Regions from separate parts of the Homo sapiens genome. Here region 1 is linked to region 2. Evidence: read pairs that join two places in POLR2A ChIA-PET (ENCODE). Cell type or tissue: MCF 10A. All regions are shown on one strand. Region 1 overlaps GOLGA1 (golgin A1). Region 2 overlaps NR6A1 (nuclear receptor subfamily 6 group A member 1).

Region 1 (2,500 bases), 140 kb before region 2:
GCTTCTAAATTGAGACTTAGGTATTTTCTGATCTCAGGAGTGTAAAACAACGTCTTAGTTTTGGCGCTACCACCAATAAAATTTGCAGTCATGAGCTAGTAACAATCCTGTTCTTCTCCGTGGACTAGTAGCCCCTTTCTCATGGGATTGTTTCGGTTAAATCTAAGATGTGAATGTATGTGAGGAGCCTAGGCCTTAAAAACGTCCTCTCCTTGGCTGGACACGGTGGCTCATGCCTGTAATCCCAGCACTTTGGGAGGCTGAGGCGGGCGGATCACAAGGTCAGGAGATCGAGACCATCCTGGCTAACACGGTGAAACCCTGTCTCTACTAAAAATACAAAAAATTAGCTGGGCATGGTGGCAGGCGCCTGTAGTCCCAGCTACTCAGGAGGCTGAGGCAGGAAAATGGCGTGAACCCAGGAGGCGGCGGAGCTTTCAGTGAGCCGAGATCGCGCCACTGCACTCAAGCCTGGGCGACAGAGCAAGACTGTCTCAAAAAGAAAAAAAATCCTCTCCTTGTGTGTCTACCTCTCCTTCACCAAGCTGCATACAGCCTTCCTTGTGCTTATGTTTAATAATAAAGCTCCCCAGCTGGGCGCGGTGAATCACACCTGTAATCCCAGCACTTTGGGAGGCCAAGGCAGGCGGATCATGAGGTCAGGAGATCGAGACCATCCTGGCTAACACAGTGAAACCCCGTCTCTACTAAAAAATAGAAAAAATTAGCTGGGTATGGTGGCAGTTGCCTGTAGTCCCAGCTACTCAGGAGGCTGAGGCAGGAGAATGGCGTGAACCCGGGAGGTGGAGCTTGCAGTGAGCCGAGATCATGCCACTGCACTCCAGCCTGGGCGACAGAGCGAGACTCCATCTCAAAAATAATAATAATAATAATAAAGCTCCCCAAGGCCAGACCTTATTCAGTAAATAAGAAGGCTTTCTAAGAGAAATTCATAGATGTAGCTTGAATCTGGTAAAACTGCCATCTTGGAGAGCCAAGTGCAACTCAGTACTAGACAGTGAGTCCCTGAGGGCCAGTCTACATCTGTCCCACTCACGGCACTGGCCTCGTGCCCAGGTGCAGTTCCTGGTATGGAGTCAGTCTTGCTCAGTATTTGTGGAATGAGTAAATCCTGAATTTGTATTGTGAACAGTAATTCCACTTCAAGGAATCTGTCCTAAGGAAGTGATTCAAACCAGTTAAAAAAATACTGTGTGTCCTGGCCAACATGGTGAAACCCCGTCTCTATTAAAAATACAAAAATTAGCAACCAGGTGCGGTGGCTCATGCCTGTAATTGCAGCACTTTGGGAGGCCGAGGTGGGCGGATCACGAGGTCAGCAGATCGAGACCATCCTGGCTAACATGGTGAAACCCTGTCTGTACTAAAAATACAAAACATTAGCTGGGTGTGGTGGCATGTGCCTGTAGTCCCTAGCTACTCAGGAGGCTGAGGTAGGAGAATCACTTGAACCCAGGAGGTGGAGGTTACAGTGAGCCAAGATTGCACTACTGCACGCCAGCCTGGGCAACAGAGTGAGACTCCATCTCAAAAAAAAAAAAAAAATAGCTGGGCGTGGTGGCGTGCGCTTGTAGTCCTAGCTACCCAGGAGGCTGAGGCAGGAGAATCGCTTGAACCCAGCAGGCGGAGGTTGCAGTGAGCTGAGATCACGCCACTGCACTCCAGCCTGATGACAGAGTGACACTCCATCTCAAAAAAAAAAAAAAAAATAGGCCGGGCATGGTGGCTCACGCCTGTAGCCCCAGCACTTTGGGAGGCTAAGGCAGGTGGATCACGAGGTCAGGAGATCAAGACCATCCTGGCTAGCACAGTGAAACCCTGTCTGTACTAAAAATACAAAAAATTAGCTGGGCATGGTAGCGGGCACCTGTAGTCCCAGCTACTCAGAAGGCTGAGGGAGGAGAATGACGTGAACCCAGGAGGCGGAGCTTGCAGTGAGTGGAGATCATGCCACTGCACTCCAGCCTGGGCGACAGAGCAAGACTCCATCTCAAAAAAAAAAAAAAAAAAATACTGTGTGAAGATGTTAATTGCTGCATTCTTTTAGATGGGAAAAACAGAAAGCCTAAGTAGGCAGCACAGTAGGCAAATGGGTCAGTAAATTACAAAACACTCTAGAGGAAATAATAATCTGAGGTCTAAAGATTACATGGAGACAGAAGGACATTTAAGAGTAGGGAAAAGATACAAAGTTTTACATTGTCCTATTAAAACTTTATATAAAGCTATAAACAAAAGTCATTAAAAGAGAGTTTAAGAAAATACGTTAGAATGCTAGTGTTTTATAATGGTAGACTTATGCAGTATCTTTTTTCTCAGGTTACATTTTTCTATAATGTACCTGTTTTATTTAAATCGCTTTGCATTTTAAAGCCATTTGTTACCACTCTTCAGCTTCTTGTGAACAGAAAGAATGCTTCTGCTTCCCTCTCAGGTGAGAGAACTGGAGCAGACCTTGCAGGCCTCTGAGGAGCAGCTC
Region 2 (2,500 bases):
GCTTAACCAGATAGTTTTTTCTTTTCTTTTTTTTTTTTTTGTGATGGAGTCTCACTCTGTTGCCCAGGCTGGAGTGCAGCGGTGCGATCTCTGCTCACTGCAACCTCAGCTTCCTGGGTTCAAGCGATTCTCCTGCCTCAGCCTCCTGAGTAGCTGGGATTACAGGCATCCACCACCATGCCCAGCTAATTTTTGTGTTTTTAGTAGAGACAGGGTTTCACCATGTTGGCCAGGCTGGTTTCGAACTCCTGACCTCAAGTGATCCACGTGCCTCAGTCTCCCAAAGTACTGGGATTACAGACATGAGCCACCGCGCCTGGCAGTTTTCATTTTTAAAACTAGTTTTATTAATTCAAGTCCCCATTTCAATCATGAAGCTGTATGAAGCTGTATCACCTTGGAAGAATTAAAAATTCAGTCTTTTAATTCCTTATGCTCCACTGGATCAGATGCAATGTTCTTTTTATTATGGCTAATTCCAGTTTATCTAATTTAGTCTTTCTGTCACGAAAGAAAAGCTAGAAGACAGAACACTTCTGTGTAGCCTTATGTACTTTATCCCCCTTCCTCATCCCTTGCTTTTTAAAATTTATAAACAAATAATGAAGTAGTACTCAATTGTATTTTCTGTCATTCTTTGACCATTCATTACTATTGTTTGTTTCAAACTTAATCTCTTCCCATTTATTGAGTCCTTAAATTTATTTATGGTTGCATCCAAACCAGTGATTTTCAAAGTGTGGTCTGCAAACCTCTGGGGGTCCTTGAGACCCTTTCAGGATGTTCTTAAATATATTTTAATCGTAATGCTAAGACATCATTTGCCTTTTTTACTGTATTGACATTTACACTGATTTTGCAGAAACAATAGTGAGTAAAAACTGTTGGTCCCTTACCAGAAATCAAGGCACAAACTGTATTAGTAGTCATTATATTCTTCACTTCCATGCACTTGTATTTTTCAAAAAGACTTTTCCACTTAATGTCATCCTTGATGAAGCAGTAAAAATGATGATTAAATCTTGACCCTTGAGTACATGTACTTTTGATATTCTGTGTGACAAAATGGAAAAGTACATGCCAAGCACTTCTGGTGCAAACTAAAATGGTTGTTTTAAGACAAAGTGCTTGTGTGATTATGTTGTGATCTGAGCCAGCTACTTTTGTTCATGGAATACTTGAAATAATTAAACTATACTTGATTCAGCCTTGGGCATTTGGCAGACTATTTTTTTCTTAAACGAACAGTGAGTCTGTCATATCAAGGAAAACTGACAGTATTGGTTGCCAGTAAATAAAATTTGAGCTTTCAAGCAACAATTAGTTTTGGAAAACTTGTACTTGCCACTAAGAGCTTGACAGCTTCCCAATGATTAATGTCTTCTGATGAGATGGATGATGAAATAAATATGATTTTCGATGTTATGAAATGTGTCAACATTTTGAAAATCTGAATATCTCAGTAATTCAGTATTTTCCAAAAGATCTATGTGTGATATTACAGGATCCTACACAGCTAAGAGATCTGTTCAAAATGCCAGATTGATCAATGGATTTTAATGTAACGGATTACACATAGTTCATTGATATGGTTTTAAACTCACACTGAACTAACCTTTAAGAAAGTACCACTTAATTGAGTTTTGGTGTAGTATCAAAGAAGACTATCCACAATTACTTTAAAAAGCAAATACTTCTTCCTTTTCCGATTATAAATCTGTGGGGCCAGATTTTCTGCCTGTGCTTCAACAACAACAAAAAATCACAATATACTGAATGGGTAAACAGATAGGAGATCTAGCTGCTAGGATTAAGCCAGATATTAAGGAGATTAGCAAAATGTAAAACAATGCCACTCTTCTAATTTTTATGTTTTATTGGACAATTTTATTTTTCATAAAAATGTTATTTGTACTAACGTGAATTTATTAAATTTAAATGGATTATCAAATATTTTAAATTTTTCATAGGTTTATTTTCCAGTATGATAAATATCAATAGACAAAGCCACATAAATATCAACCCTTTAGGGTCCTTCATAATTTTTAAGAGTGTAAAAGGGATCCTGAAGAACACTCAGGCATAAATATATGAGAACTCCAGGTCTAAATGAACTAACGAAATGTGTAAAGAAGATGGTGACTTCACCAGATACCATTAGTAGTACTTTTTTTACTTTGGAGTTTTCTTACTTCCCTCGATAATTGAGCTACTTTTATTGAAAATGAGTTCATATCATTTTAAGTTTTCTTTGCTTGGGAATACATGAAATGTGTGGTAGTGCACTCTCACTGAGTTCTCTGATAAAGCTTTTGTTACCTGCTACATGAAACCTGTTGCTTAACTGATAATTGTCTTGTGGCAGCAGTTTTTCAAGAGAACCAGTTGCCTCACCAAGGGTAGACTTACATTTGTGGAAATAAATCTGACAACAGAATTTCTTAAGAGTCATTGCTATAGAATAATGAACAATTTATAAGAGATAAAGATCCTATCGTGC

What was found. ChIA-PET counts read pairs that join two places held together with the same protein. Peaks named below come from ENCODE experiments on the same cell type or tissue, not always from the same donor. Only the 100,000 strongest peaks of a DNase experiment are listed, where the experiment ranks them.
Region 1: POLR2A ChIA-PET joins it to region 2 with 5 read pairs; 5 of 35 experiments call an interaction of 5 or more read pairs at or near these places.

Annotation. Positions count from the first base shown.
Region 1 is chr9:124,900,503-124,903,002 of GRCh38, reverse strand. It overlaps GOLGA1 (golgin A1), which reads left to right. Exons shown (of 23, transcript NM_002077.4): 13 at 2,456-2,500. Among named protein-coding and RNA genes, the nearest start is that of GOLGA1, 39 kb to the left of the region's middle. RefSeq lists an enhancer at 2,266-2,500. In MCF 10A, no CTCF peak of the experiment used is centred here; a DNase peak (open chromatin) is centred at 1,082.
Region 2 is chr9:124,761,724-124,764,223 of GRCh38, reverse strand. All of the region lies in intron 1 of NR6A1 (nuclear receptor subfamily 6 group A member 1), which reads left to right. LOC124900274 (a long non-coding RNA gene) reads left to right here. Exons shown (of 2, transcript XR_007061773.1): 1 at 1-2,500. Among named protein-coding and RNA genes, the nearest start is that of NR6A1, 8.3 kb to the left of the region's middle. In MCF 10A, no CTCF peak of the experiment used is centred here; no DNase peak of the experiment used is centred here.